2 separate regions of the Mus musculus genome follow, and region 1 is linked to region 2. Evidence: chromatin loops called from intact Hi-C (ENCODE). Cell type or tissue: left cerebral cortex. All regions are shown on one strand.

Region 1 (8,000 bases), 400 kb after region 2:
TTGCCATACATTCTGAGAACTTTGCCCATTTTTTCTTTGTGACAGTGTTTTATGTAGCATATCCTAGTCTTGAACAAAGTAGCAAGGCGATTTTCTAGTCTCTTGGTCCCTAGTGTAGGACTTGAATTGCTTTTCTACTGCTGGCCTTATAAGCACGATATCAAGCTCAACTTTTATAATGCATTTTGGATGGAACTATTTCTTTTCAATGTATTTTCCCTACCACTATTCTACATCAGCAGGATCTATGTGAATCAGAGTTGCTCAGGCTGGGTTTGAATTTGAGATCACTTTGCCTTCATCTTAAGTAGCTGAGATCACATACACACTTGGGCCACCATACAAGAGGAGTCATGTTCTCTTGTCTACAACAGTGCCTATCAATAGCTAGATATCTTGTACATTTTTATTTTTTTCCACCAAATTCTAGAGTTTCATAAGATGTGGAGTTGGCCCTATATATCTCTACAGATGCTAGAAAGATAATGCATAATAAATATTATGTTGTTATAAATTATTTTGTTATAAACTTGTGACCTTTTTACAAACCCTGTACTAGGTAGTGCTTCAACATTTACCATCTTTCTGCTATGTGGCCCATACATTTTTCTTGGTATTGAAGCAGTTTTTTCATGACAGTGTTTATTACTGGTTTTATTTTTTTACTGGTTCCTGGAGGCTTCATTCCTCCTACCTGGCCTGTGACCTTCTGGTTCCTCCCTACTTTCTCACCTGCCCTCCTCACTTGAGGTTGCCTATCTCTGTTCCTGCCCTCAGCTAACTACCAGTAGGAGGTCAAGGAGCCTGGTGCCTGGCCCAAGCCCTTCCATTCCTGCCAGTCCACTTTTGAAGCTGCCCCAGAGGCCCCAGTGGGTACCTGAACAGTGTTGCTCAAGCTCTGCCTCTGGAAGCCAGCAAAGATGCCCACCAGGAGCCACATGCTTACGTCTGCTGTGTACTCTTTGGCTCATGGCACCTGCCAGCCCCATGGGCCTTACCCCTGCCCTCTTCTTTCTGATATTTTTCTTTTTGGCTAACTTTATCTGGTGATGTTTTGGTTCCTGCCAATAATTTCAAAACTCAATTGGATTAGGCATGAAGATTGCTGCAAATTCTAGGCCCGCCTGGACTAAAAATAAACCAACAAAGCAAAAATCTGCATGTTGAAGAGAAAATGTGTTTAAAGCTTCAATGGAGAACATTGTGATGCAACATTTTAATGCAATATATTTCACTTTTGCTCTATCCATATATTTAATTTTTTGCCACATGCAAAAAATAAAAAAAAAAATAATGTCTCTTACTGTTTTTCAGTTCCAGGTCAGCGGTTTTCAACATGGAGGTGGGGTGGTTTTACCCTTTAAGGAACATGAAGGGCAATGTCTAAATATACTTTTATCATTACCTAAGCAATCAGGGTCCGAAGTGCTATTGGCATCTAGTAGATTGAGGCCATGGAGGCCCATCACAGCTCCCCACAATAAAGACTTGTCCAGTCAAAATAGCAATATTGCCCAGACCGAGGAGTCCATTCTGGGTATTCTGAATAAGAAAATTGAAACAAGTTTCTGTATTTCCAGATATTGCCTTGATAGGAATAATTATAAAATCTAAGATCCAATCTGTGAGTTGAGAGATACTATATAATTAATGTAGCAGCTGTTATTTCATCTACTACTGAAATACCAGCTAAAATATATTGTTCATAACATTGTATGGTATGGTAAATAGTCTCTAAAGCTGTAGAAGGAAAATAGAAACACTGTCTTTGGGTTTGGGGGTTGGGGGGTTAAAATGAGAGTCCTAATATAGGTTGATGTCATCTGATGTGGGCTAAATATTACCAATTGCTGGGAACTGTTGCATTGTAGAAGGGATCTAGAAGCCATGTTGGACCTAAAGCTCTGTTGTCATGTCATACCCTGTGTGTCATTTTTACTTTGTGCTTTGTCTTTGTGCATAACATACATCTCATGTGTCATCTTTCATCACAGGATTCCTCCCTGTAAAGGAATAAGTGAGGAAACACAGAAGGCTCTGGACCGCTCTCTTCTTGATTGCACTTTCCGATTACAAGGTAGAAATAACCGCACTTGGGTGGCTGAATTAGTGTTTGCAAATTGTCCGCTTAATGGCACTTCCACCAGGGAGCAAGGTAAGATCTTTCACACTGTGTTTTTGCTTATGTCCATATTTTTAAAAGTATTGGTTACTATTAGTTTTTTCCTTTGAATCCTTTAGGACCATCCCGACATGTTTACCTGACGTATGAAAATTTGTTGTCTGAACCTGTTGGTGGCAGAAAAGTAGTTGAAATGTTTCTTAATGACTGGAGTAGCATTGCCCGTTTATACGAGTGTGTGTTGGAATTTGCACGTTCTCTACCAGGTACATGTAATAGTCTTCCTTTTAAATGAAAATACCTCCTTCATGTAACAGAAAAAGTAAAACCTGTACAGTGTTTTAAAAAAATACAGCCAAAAGTATCTAAGGAAAATTGTCTTCTTTACCGCAGTGTATAGTCTCTCTTTCTCCGGCGGAAAAACTGTTAAATTTCTTTTATTTCTAGAAATTTGGGCACATAGACAGACTTGTGAGTAATATACTTTTGTGTTATAATATAGTCCTCATCTACTGTGAGCATGCAAGCTAATAAACATTGTGCTGTGTCAGCATGATACCACTCTAAGAGGACCTGAGAGAATGGAGCCAATAAATGAGGCAGACTTTATAAATAATAAATAATAAATAGCCAATTTTATTCAGAGCATCATATTATGTATACCACAAGGGTTAGATAGTATCATATAAGTAAAGTATACAATTACAATGGAAGTCACATGTGGCAAAACATGTTTTCCACAGAGGCACAGAAACAACAATAGTTGGAACGAATAATCTGAAGTCAACTCAGATGGGCACAAAAGCACATTCCAAGAATGATGCTGTTTTTGAAGACACTGAGGTCATAACACTCAGAATTCTCATACGGCTCCATTCTTTGATTGTGTCCCAACACTAGCACATTTAATTGCACAGCTACTTAGGAAATAGCTATCCCCTATTTTACAGATGACAAAAACATTTCACAGAGACTTAAAAACTTCACTTTGTGTAAGAGCTTTTCTTGGCATGAACTGAGAGCAGAGAAGGCCAGGACAGAGAAAGTGCCTTGCTGTATTAGCCACTGTGCTAGACCTTTTCCATGGCTCACCTTCTCTGTGCTGGCTTTACATGCTTTTGATTCTGCCACTGCCTTGGCAAACAATCAAACGGGCATGGTGATGTGGGCCTGCAATCATGACACTTGGTAGGGAAAAGCAGCAAGATCGAGGCGTATATCCATCACCCTTAGTACACAGAGACTCTGAGGGACAATGTGGGGTTCAAGGAGACCGTATCACAACCAAACTAGGCATATGATTTGCCAAAATGCTCTACTTTTCATACCTGCTTCTTAAACATGTCCGTGTCCGATCAATATGCATTTTGTTTGTTTCTGCTTAGAAATACCTGCTCATCTGAATATTTTCTCAGAAGTTCGTGTTTATAATTATCGAAAGCTTATCTTATGTTATGGAACCACCAAAGGAAGCTCAGTAAGTATATGAATTAAAACATGGTTGTTCTGTGGCCTGGAGAAATAAATGGCTTAGTGCTTATGTGCACTGTCAGTATTTCAGAAAACCTGGATTCAGTTCCCAGCCAGCCCCCATATAGCAGCTCACAGCAGTTTGTGTTCCAAGATCTGACTCCCTCATCCATGCAGGCAAAATATCAATGCACATGAAATAAAATAAAAATAAATATTGAAAAATGGAGGTTCCTTTCTTATTTATCTTTTAAAAATTAAGAACTTAAATGATAGTTGCCAGACACTGCAGCTTGGAAAAGAAACAAAGGAAAGAAAACTGCCTTAAATAAAGGCTCGAGGAACATCAATTTTAAATGCTCTGCTGAAATAAAAGTGTGATATATGCTTAATTCTTTAAAACTGAAAAATAAATTATAGTGTCTTTAGAGCATATGATCTTGATTTTAAAACAAGCACTCTTGACATTTTTTCCTTCACAGACTTCAATTGGGATTCATGTTTAACTTTATATGAATGGCTTTGAGAAATACAGTTTGTCTTTGGTTTGAGTTATACGAAAATATTCAGTCTTTATTCGTATCTTAATCCTAAGTATATTCCCTGTAATCTATACTTCTTTTCCTTAAAAATGAGTTGGGAACTAAAGAGAGGACTCAGTGATTGAGAGGCTGTACTGGTCTCATAGAGGATCCAGCAACCATCTGTAACTCCAGTCCCAGGGTTTCTCGGACACCAGCCATGGACATGGTACACATAGAGACTTGTACAACACTTGTATTCGTTTCTCTCTAGACACTTCTATAACTAGTAATGTCTGAAATTATTAGTAATTGAATGAACATGTGTTTGAGGATTTTCCCTTTTTATTATAACAGTGCTTGCTACCTTAGTTGATGGCATTGAGAATATGACTCTGCATTGAAATAAATCTTTAAATCTCAAGAGTTGCATTTTCTATTTAAAAGATTTATATTTCTAGTTTATATAATAAAAGGGAGATGATATGTATGCTCATAGGCTCTGTTGATCTATATAAATATCATATTTGGAGATTGGGAGCAAATCTTAGCACATTACTCATTTTTACAAGAAGCCCTCCTTTGATGCTTGCTGACTTATCTTTATCATGGTTTGCACCTGGAATCTGTTACTTTGCAGTTTGTTTCACATGTGCTCTCTTTGCTCTAGATTAGTATTCAGTGGAACTCCATTCATCAGAAATTTCACATTGCGTTGGGAACAGTTGGCCCAAACTCAGGTTGCAGTAACTGTCACAATACCATTCTCCATCAACTTCAAGAAATGTTCAACAAAACACCAAATGTGGTTCAGTTATTACAGGTAATTAAGTTCTCTGTCTTAAGATGTACTAGTAGTATGCTATGCAAAACACCTAAAATTATCTGCATTTCTCTTTTAATGACGAAGATGGATGTTTTTGTCTTACATGGTTTAAACTCTGCCTGGAGAACTTAATTAAAATGATCTAGTGCACTTCAAAAGAAACTTTTCTAGAATGTCCCAGAATGTTCATTTGTGACAATGAGACAGAAAATTGTAAGTTTTCTGCAGTTACATGACAACTGGGTGATATCTCTGTTTCTTCCAGGTTTTGTTTGATACTCAGGCACCATTAAATGCTATCAACAAACTCCCTACTGTTCCAATGTTGGGCTTGACCCAGAGAACTAACACCGCCTACCAGTGTTTCTCCATTTTACCACAATCATCCACCCACATCAGACTGGCCTTCAGGAACATGTACTGCATTGACATATACTGCCGTAGTCGAGGCGTCGTGGCAATACGGGACGGTGCCTATAGTCTTTTTGATAACAGCAAGTTAGTTGAAGGCTTCTATCCTGCACCAGGATTAAAGGTACACACTTCCTCGTTAGGGAATAATAGAATAAATATATTCTCGAAAACCATTCCTTTGAGGGAGAAATGTCCCATTCGAATTTAGTAAGCAATACAGTTGCTATATCTTCTCTGCAACCTCATTTTGGAGGAGCTAGGGTTTGCAGTAAGTTCTGTGTCTTTGTACATGAAATGTTGGGAAGCCCCTTGTTTCCTCATTCTCTGGTTAATAAGTTTGGGAATATGAAAGAGCATAATATTTGCTTATTGGGACTTTAAAGGAAGACTTTATTGCTTGAGATCCTCATGAAAGATGTTTGGAGAGTCAAATAGTTCTAAAGGCTGCTTCTGAAAACTTGCTCCCTTACCCTACTCCTGGTGTGTTCCTGCTCCTCAGAGAAAACTGTTGTCACTTGTCAGCACTTGTCAGGTAGCTGCTACTCTTTGTGTTTATATAGCTGTATCTCTGAGTACCAAGGTACGCTGTCACTTGTTGAGTAATTCTCACCCTCAAAAGGGAGTGCTTACAACTTTGAAAACTTGGTTTCACTTACTCTTTCTTCCTTCAGGCTGCTCCTAGTATATAAGTAAATACATTGGCCTTTCTCCTGGTTTTACAATAAGGTTATGTAGCAATTGTGATTTCGTAGGGGTTTGTTTGTTTGTTTGTCTGTTTGTTTAGTATTCTTGTTGTTCTGAAGATACTTGTCCTTTTGGGCCTCCACATGGAACTGCACTCATGCAAAAATGTGTTCTCACAGGTCTACATGCAAACAAACAAAAAACCCTAGTCAAAACTCGGTTGGGATTAGTGTGGCTCCTGGGAACACATGAGAGCAGGAGCTTGAGGTGTGTTGCTCTGTTGTGCTCACAGTCAGGAAGCAGAGCAGGTTGCTTCCTCCTTTATTTAGTTCAGTCTCCCAGGCTCCGTAAAATCTGTTACTCACATTCAGGATGTGTGATCTTAATTCTCTGGAACCACCCTCAGAAGCCCATTCAGAAGTTTGTCTTCTGTGTGACTCTACATTCCTCATGCTAACAGTCAGGTTAACCATTACACATCCCATTTCTTTCTCTTACATTGCTGATTTTTGTAGTATGCCTGCTATAGTAGCTGCCTGGAAGAAGGTACATAGGAGATTGGTTGAAGTCCATGGAGGTTATTGGAGACCTTGTATGTTTGACAGTGTTTTTAGTTTACCTTCATTTAACTGAGAGTGCCTAGGTATAGAATTCTAGACTACGATCATTTTTTGTAGAATGTTTGAAGCTCTGCTGCTTTGTTTTCTACATTGGATTGTGACTGGCCTGAACCAAGTGCCTGTAAGCCTTAATAATCTCCTTGGGAGGTTGTTTTGTCTTTTTTCCTCACAGTACTAGGTTTCAAATGTACCTTGATACTCCTTACATCAGTGCTGGGGTTCAAGCACCTTATCCCCTGAGCCATCTGCCCAGCCCAGAAGCATGTTCTCATATGGATAGATCACTTTCTCTTCCCTTTCATCTTTCAATCTTAACTCCATTTCTTTTGTAGAACTTTGATCTCTTTCATGTTGGTGCCTTTCTTCGATTATTAAGTAATTCTTTACTCTCTGCTCTTATTTATAGGTAAGGTTTGGAGACTCTGGTGTTCATCCCAGGACAATCTGCATGGCCATACTGCCAAAATCAGTAGCTTTAGGTCTCTTGTTGGGCCACTGCGAATTTGTAGAAATGTTGTATATCTGTTTCCCCATTTGCAAAAGGTCAAAGGAGAGGATGAAAAAAGTCTTACCAGCTTTAAATATATGGCCTTTAATACCCATTTTAAGGGTGGTAACCTTTTTCTGGATTGCTGCTGGATCCAGTCTTCCTGCCCACACAGAGCTGCTCCTTTAGAAGCTGGTGATGCGTAGAGCTCTGGGAGAGTAGTGGTGAATTTTTTATTCTTTGTATAGTTTTTGTTTTGTTTAATATGGATGGATGTTTGGTGTTAAAGAGAAGTTATTTAATCCCATCTTGGGGTTTCTACCCATCTTTGACCATTTAGTTCCAGGATAAAAGAGACACACAACCTTTTTGTTTAAAATAAGCCTTAAACAGTATAAGAGTTGGACAGATACCTACCTGCTGTGCTATTAGAATCTACTTTGCTATTGATAACCCCAAATTATTATTTACTACTTACTGTATTTCATTTGGGCTGCTTTTATCTCTAATTGACAGCCCTCAGATCCATGTTTTTATAGTTCACCTAACTCATGGTGACTTCTCCTTCCTCCTCCTGCACCCTTTCCTTTTCCTATGATCCCAAGCCCGTGAAATGTAAACCGTAACTATGTCTTTTCTGCCCAGCAATTGGCTGTTGGCATCTTTATTTACCAATCAGAAATAACTTGGAGGACAGGGCCACTTGAGTCCACATGCACACTCCAGGTCTTGGGAGCCCACACTTAGCATTATAGTAAACAGCAAGACCAAACCTCAACAATTCTCCTTTTTAGTTCAATATTAGGCTCATTTTCTCTCAGATATAGATTGGATACAATTATATAGCAATTAGGAA
Region 2 (8,000 bases):
GAAGCAAGCCAGTAAGCAACATCCCTCCCATGGCCTCTGCATCAGCTCCTGCTTCCTTGGTGATGAACAGCAATGTGGAAGTGTAAGCTGAATAAACCCTTTCCTCCCCAACTTGCTTCTTGGTCATGTTTGTGCAGGAATAGAAACCCTGACTAAGACATGTGGCATATACTAAGACAAATTGGTCTTATGTGGTGAATAGAATCTCAAGAGCCATCTGGGACTATTTCTGAAGTTTATGTTAATTTAATCAAGATACAGAAATTACTACATAGTTTCAGCCCTTTTTCAGTATTCTGACAATGAAATTCATCCATGCTGCTTCCAGTTTGCTTATTCCCATTCCCATGAAGTATTCCATTATATGAACATCCATTATCTATCCTCTCTATAGAGAGATTTGTAGCTATTACAAACCACTTCAGTTCACTTGTTTTTGGACATGCAAGCTGGTGCATATATGCAAGAATCTTTTGGTGTTTGGGACTGATTGAGAGCCTTGTTATGCTAAGCAAGCATTCTACTGCTGAGCTATACTGATATTCCCAGAATATTGTATTTAATCAGGGACACAATATAACCTTCCAGAGTGTTATGGCAACTTATGTTCCCAGTCAGAATCACTATTTTCAGGAGTAATACTTAGTGACTAATGATGTAATGCCAATAGTTAAAAGGCCCTCCCTTCCTAAGCACTCTTATAATGTCATGTTCTTAATTCACAAATTCACTAACCAATTAACCATGCACTGAATGTCAGTAACTGATGAGACTGTTAACACTATATAAAAGAACATGACAGAATCAATGTGAGTATGACTGTATGGTCTGGCACTGCCTTGTAAATTAAGTTATGCTTTACCTGAGTATATATCCTCAGAATACCATTGTACTGATATTTCTTTTATTGCCACCTCTTATGTTTCTCACAATCTTCCTTTCCTACTTTTCTATACTTCAACCTACTTCCAAAAGAGACTGGGAAAAGATATTCAAAACAATAACCTGAATTTTGAACAAGAGTCTTTATTAGGGCTATTAGCACTATCATGAAAATGAAAATCAAGTTTGTAGAAAGAAAACACTGGCAAAGTCTTTCAAACTAGATAAAGTCCTTTCATATCAGAAATTGTCTTACGAGTTTTTTAAGTATTTGTGGGTTAATAACAACTTGTAGTTCTAATGAATCAATTCTATCTAAATATAAAATGGTAATAACAATGCTGCGTTAATAATTACCTTAAAGCAATCAAAAAGATGATCAAGTTGTTCAGGAGAAAAATCCCATGCCAATTTGGCCAGTAGATCATGTACATTCTTTACAATGGCTTCATGTTTCCCTGCCTATTAATAAATAAAAACAAAGGTCACATAGACACTAAACTGTGAACAATAGAAACATCATCTATACTGACTGCTAATGACCATCAGGAAATTATCACCATTTAATCACCACATAATTAAAAAGATTTAATCTCTATGTAAAATTCTTAACTATTGCTTCTTGCTAAAATCTGACAATTTCATTTCTGCATATGCATAGTTAACATGTACTTTAGGAAATATTAAATTTTAATTAGTTTATCGAATATACTAATACTTTCATTGTTATTACTTTTTTCCCCAAACTGGAACTAAATACTCAAAAACAAAGCTATTTTCTATATCTCTATAAAATAAACAAAAACAACAACAAGAAAAAAGCAAAAAACCAAAGCTTTGTAAATTAGAATTCAACAATGTTTATGTAGTTTGTGGCTTTTAAAACCTTTTCAGAAAGGTTGCTAATCCTTCTGAAAAGTTTTAAGTGTTTTGGAATTGAGTGAGTGAACTATACTGAGGAGTTGCTAAGTCTATTAAGAGGTCAATGATAGATGTATATTTATTTTCCCAACAAATATTACTTTATTTTGTGGTACTAAGGCAAATACAGTGTACCACTGAGCTGTTTGTATCCTTGATTTCTCGGTCAGAAGCTTGCGCTCGCTTTGAAGCCTAAGTTACCTTCCGATACATGATTCTCCTACTTGTACACTTTCATCTGCTGAGATTGCAGATATACACAACCACACCTAGTTTCCCTTATTTTTTGCCTCTTTAACTTTTGCCAAATATGAACTGTTAAGTATTCAAGCATTATTGACAATTTCAGGAAGTTTCTAGAAGAATTTCTTCCAGAAGCATTTAAGAGGTTTCAAGAGCCTTACCTGTGCTGCCCAGATATTATCAAGATCTTGCAAGGTCAGAGCTTTTTCTTTTATGACAAAGCGAAGAATCTTTTCTAGTTTCTCTACATACTGTGGTTGATGAAGGCTATCTCGTAAAACTATGGATAAAATATTGTTCTGCTGTATCCATTCCTAAAGGTAATTTAAAAACCAGGTTTCAAAACAAAATAAAACACGAAGACCTTTTTAAAGTACTAAAATATAATTTAAAGAATACATAGAAAGCCAAAAGCATATGTACAAGATAATATGCAAGAATGCATTGTATTCATAAAAATTGCTTAAAAAAATTTATAGTAAGCTCTTTTCTCCTGAAATGGCATTTTGCTATGTAGCATAGGCTAGTCTTAAGTTTGTGATCTTCAAAATGCCTCCATATCCATCCCAAGTGCTGGAATTAAAGCTGGGAACTATCATATCTGACAAAGCAATTTATTGGGGAATAAATATCTCCATAAATTACAAACACTGAAATCATCAAAAAGATATTGTACATTCCAGCATTTAACTCATAAAAATATTATTTAAATGCAACAATCACTTAAGGTTTAAGAAGAATGGGCAGAGGGCCATTTTTGGTGTTTGGTTCCTTAAACTAATTCTGCCCCACAATGGTTTTCTTATTAGGTTAAAAGATACTTTTTAAAACACTTTGATTTCACTCGGGAGGCAGAGGCAGGCGGATTTCTGAGTTCGAGGCCAGCCTGGTCTACAAAGTGAGTTCCAGGACAGCCAGGGGTATACAGAGAAACCCTGTCTCAAAAAACCAAATAAAAAACCAAACCACTTTGATTTATTAATTGACTGCCATGTACTGGATGTTATTGTTGCTTGCATCTTTGAAATCTAAGTAAGAGATACATTTTCTTAGCACAGTAAACACGTTTGCAGAGAGTGGCACTTGAATTTGAATAAAAGTCTTATACTTCCATTGTTTGTTTCTGTAATACTGTGCTAGACTAAGCCATCTTGACTGTCATTTATCTAACTTCAAGAACAATAAAGTAGGACTCACGAATTTTTTTTAAAAAGGTAATCCAGTATTCAACTTTCTTAGAATAAAGGTAGGTGGGCCCAAAATGTGCTATAAATATGAATCTTTTTAGCTAATATAAGTTTAAATTTCCCCAACTTGTTAAAGAAACTTTTCTAAAATATAACAAATATACAGCAATGTCAAACTATCACAAAAAGTTTTATACATTTAATGATATTTTCTATATGTTTTAGGATGGGTCACACAGCTAAGGGACCAGCATTCTCAATGAAGACAGACACATGACGTACACAAAACTAGACATCTACCACCTGACCTCCTAACCCAGGGACTGATTTAAATATCCTGTATATTTTTCTTTTTGCTGTCAACTAAACCAAAGGCCTCAATGAGCTAGCTATACTTGTAATTACTTCATATTTTCTTTTAAAATCACATTCTAATCATTTCCCCTATTAACAAAAGAGATTCTTGGAAGTAAAGATATTGGTTTGCTACAAATGGCTCCTGTTTGCCACATATGTACTCAAATATCATCAGTTTTATAATTAGTAACTTATTACAGCAGTCATACATAAAATATATACAGGAAATAAACAATTTTCTAAGTATTTAAAGACAAAATGATACAAAATTATACACTTTAAAAACAAATTCTCAAAATAAAGATAAAAAGTAGCTCTTATTCTAATATATATTTTGAGACAGGGTCTCAATATGTAACCCTGGCTGGCCTTAAACATGTAGCCAATCTCCCTGCTTCTCCAGTGCTAAGATTCCAGTTGCGCCCTACATGCCCTCTTATGTATTTTGTACTTTTAAGCCATCAGTTGGAATTGGTCATATGTACATGCCCCTTCTTCAATATGTTTCAAATACTATCAAACTTGTAATAATTACATTCAACAATAAATTTACCAAAGATATACCCAGCGATCAAATAAATATGCTACTTTAAAATTTCAAGATTATTAACAAAGCTGTAAATTAACCAAAACATTCAAATTTCAACTTTTAATTTAGAATGCTAGCATTACTAACTTTACTGACAGCCATTCTAGACTAAGTGTTTGTTTACTCACAGCCATCCTCTCTGCTGTAAGCCACTCTTCATCCTCAGAACTGCCATGCCGATGGGTATAGTATGACACACTGGAAATCACCTTATTAACCTCATTCAGTGCATTCATCTTTCCATTGAAAGAAGAAATTTGCAACAATCTGTAAGAGAAATTCAGTTGTAAATTGACTCTAAAAATTCATGTAAGTAATTATTTCCAAGATGAATAACTTACCTAAGTATCATTTTTAACCTAAATATTTCTAAGTTTTTTACAGTTTCTTCTTGTCCAGGAACCCGCGAAGCTAAATTCTTCAATGATTTAATAATCATTGAAAGAGCATCATTTTTGGCTTCATTCTTTGCTTCTTTCTTCAGCTCTTCATCAGTTAAGTTTTCTAAAAACTGTGGAACCATTTCTATTATTGGAAGAAAGTACTTTTTCACTGTGTGAAGAGTAAGAAACTCATAGCACTGTCCAAATGGTCTGAAATAAGAAAAGAAAACCCCCGTAAATACTTGACTTCTTAACCTCAACTTAGTAAATTCTCATAGTACATGTATTTTTTTTTCAAGACAGGGTTTCTCTGTGTAGCCTTGGCTGTCCTGGAATTCACTTTGTAGACCAGGCTGGCCTCGAACTCAGAAATTCACCTGCCTCTGCCTCCCGAGTGACATGTATTATTTTTAAGACATTCTATGTGTATGTATTCACATTTGGATTAGGTATATAGGCAGATAGATGCCCTCAGAAGCCAGAGACGCTGGATTCTCCTAGAGCTGGTGTTAAAGACAGTTTTGAGCTACCTGCCATAGGTACAGGGAATAAACCTCACGTTTACTATCTGAAAGAACAGCCACTTAAGCACTGAGCAATCATCTCTCCAGCTCCAACTACTCCATTTCTGAATTGAGCCAAAATAAAAACAGCAATAACATATTTAACATGTGGCTTTAAAATGTTACTTACTTAATAAGGGCTGCAATTATCTGAACGTTTAATGCTGATCCATTAATAAAACGATCGTGCAGTATCTGGAATCCATTTAAAGTGCCAAACTTGTTGAGGAGATCCACTAGCCAACCCTACAATACAATTAACAAGTTTACTTTCTTGGCATTTAGGATAAACAAAGTACTATTTTGACTGATATATTAAAGCCAATTAATGTTAAGTCATTCTTGAAAAGGCTTCAAAACGATCATAGTAATTGATCTGTGAAGCAGAAGCAATAAATAGTAAGCATGAATTAGATTAAAGGAACAAACACACTGCTCATATCAGTATTACTTGTTAGACTATGTTTCTGTCTCAGCTATCCGACTTTTAGAGTATATGGCTTTCCAAAATACCTAAAAACACTTATATGAAAAACAATTTAAAAAGTTAAAAAGACCTTAAGTAATAATAGATCAAAGAAAATCTAGTGTAACAACTTCTGAGACAATTTCTTATTGTAGTTTATAAGTATTTAAATTTTCCATATAAATAATCTTGAAGCCTAAAAGTGAATTGTCTACTGAAAACTAACCCGTATGTTGCAGGAATTAAACATCTACTACCATGAGCAAAGGCATAGGTTTGATAAACTTCTTGCATTACAGGACAAACAAAAAGAAAAAAGTAAAACAAATTATAATGTGAACTATGTGGTAGTACTAACCAGACTGGATGCTATGAATACATTTAGTTCCCATTTTATCATTTTTTTAAATCAACTTTCCAATTGAAAAAACTTATAGCCTTGGCTGTCTTGGATCTTGCAAACCTCACAGAGATCCACCACCTGGCTGTGCCTCACCATGCCCAGCATATTTTTTTAAAGACCAAATACAAAAATATGTAATCATAGGAATATAAGTTCTAAGTTCTCTAAGAAATCTACACTACGAATTTTAGTATGCTTACTATTTTCCTACATTTTACTTTGCTCTTAGAAGGCCATTACTAAGGCATTAACTCTCTCTTTTTTTTTTTTAATGTGTGAGTGTCTGCATGCATTTGCATCATGTGCATGCCTGGTGCCCAGAGACCGTAAAAGAGCTTTGGATCCCCTAGGACTGAAATTAAGGACGACTGTGAGCTAACATATGGGTGTTGTCAACTGAATCCACTTCTTCTAAAAGAGCAGCAAGTGCTCTTTAACCACTGAGCCATCTCTTTTGCCCTAAGCCCAAAGTTTACAGATCTCTTTTGGGATTACTTGTATTAAAAAAAGAAAGGAAGGGAAAAAAAGGACATGTTTTATGTAATGTATTTTTAAAATTTTCTTCACTAAGATGCTGAGCATGGTAGCATATGCATCTATCTATTCTAGCACTTGGAAGGCAGAGCCAGGCGAATCTCTACAAGTTTAGGGCCAGGTTGGACTATGAGTTCCAGGATAGCCAAGACTACACACAGAAACCTTGTCTTGGTAACTAGAATAAGACTAATTATAGTTTAGCATGTATCTGTTTTTTTTTAATTTAACTTATTTATCTTTTTTTTTGGGGGGGGGGGTTTCGAGATAAGGTTTTTCCGTATAGCCCTGGCTGTCCTGGAACGCACTCTGTAGACCAGGGTGGCCTCGAACTCAGAAATCCACCTGCCTCTGCCTCCCAAGTGTTGGGATTAAAGGCATACACCACCACTGCCCAGCGCATGTATCTATTTTTAAGTTTAAAAAAACTTAGAATAGCCGGGCAGTGGTGGCGCACGCCTTTAATCCCAGCACTTGGGAGGCGGAGACAGGCGGATTTCTGAGTTCAAGGCCAGCCTGGTCTACAGAGTGAGTTCCAGGACAGCCAGGGCTATACAGAGAAACCCTGTCTCGAAAAAACAAACAAACAAACAAACAAACAAACAACCTTAACAACCTTAGAATATATAAAATCATCATGGCCTTATTGATTCACACCTGAGGTTTTTAATGAGTCATAATGTCCTTCTCTATTATTGTTATTACTACTATTGAAATGTTATATTAATCCAACTATGACTATCTTCAGATTGACTAAAAGATAACAGGAATTAAGTATAGTTAATTAACATGGAGAAAAAAATTAAGAAGCCATAAGCACTGAACTAAAATGCTATGACTATGCAAAAAGGCTCCTAGTGCTATATTATATATAATACTCAAAAAATACTTGGTTGTCAGATGTCAATTATTACTACACAGAAAAACTAAATAGTAGTACAAACAATAAAATATAGCTGTGGTACAAAATAAAGAATTCAAACTATAATGCAGAACGTCTTTTTGAGTATAATTAAACCAGTGTTAAGCCATGTTACTAGGAGACTAATATTACAGTTCTGTGGTAGAACTATCTTAATATTTAAATTTGAAAATAATTAACATACTTTTGGTGATCGAGGGTCTGGAGAACGAGCAAAGAGTTCATCTTCAGGCAACTGAACACTTGAGGACACTGACTCGCAGGGACGTGTACCATTGTAGATATGGAATTTGCAATGAGGATTTAAGGCCATGGCAAGAAGTTCTAGAAGTGGAAACCAGTCTTGGGCTAACTTAGCCACACATAGCTCCACCAGGCGATGAGTATTGTTAATAATGCATCTCTATTATATATGAGAGAAAGGTGATTAATAATATGAAAACATTGCAATTTCAAACAGATATAACCCTAATTACTGTTAATATTAAATGAGCTCCTTGTTTTTTATACTGATAGATAATAGTTGATTCACTAGTACTGACAGAATTAA

The links. A loop is a pair of places that touch in the nucleus more often than their neighbours do. Peaks named below come from ENCODE experiments on the same cell type or tissue, not always from the same donor. Only the 100,000 strongest peaks of a DNase experiment are listed, where the experiment ranks them.
Region 1: a loop joins it to region 2, with 4 times the contacts of the local background. A loop is called at or near these places in 4 of 42 quality-filtered maps.

The regions. Positions count from the first base shown.
Region 1 is chrX:12,700,687-12,708,686 of GRCm38, reverse strand. Med14 (mediator complex subunit 14) reads left to right here. Exons shown (of 31, transcript NM_001048208.1): 17 at 1,995-2,155; 18 at 2,242-2,388; 19 at 3,508-3,599; 20 at 4,784-4,936; 21 at 5,205-5,474. It overlaps Gm52422 (a long non-coding RNA gene), which reads right to left. Exons shown (of 2, transcript XR_003953047.1): 2 at 2,739-8,000. Among named protein-coding and RNA genes, the nearest start is that of Gm52422, 7.6 kb to the right of the region's middle. In left cerebral cortex, no CTCF peak of the experiment used is centred here; a DNase peak (open chromatin) is centred at 3,693.
Region 2 is chrX:13,104,436-13,112,435 of GRCm38, reverse strand. It overlaps Usp9x (ubiquitin specific peptidase 9, X chromosome), which reads right to left. Exons shown (of 45, transcript NM_009481.2): 6 at 7,635-7,853; 7 at 5,256-5,371; 8 at 4,521-4,772; 9 at 4,308-4,446; 10 at 2,208-2,360; 11 at 1,240-1,344. Among named protein-coding and RNA genes, the nearest start is that of Usp9x, 37 kb to the right of the region's middle. In left cerebral cortex, no CTCF peak of the experiment used is centred here; no DNase peak of the experiment used is centred here.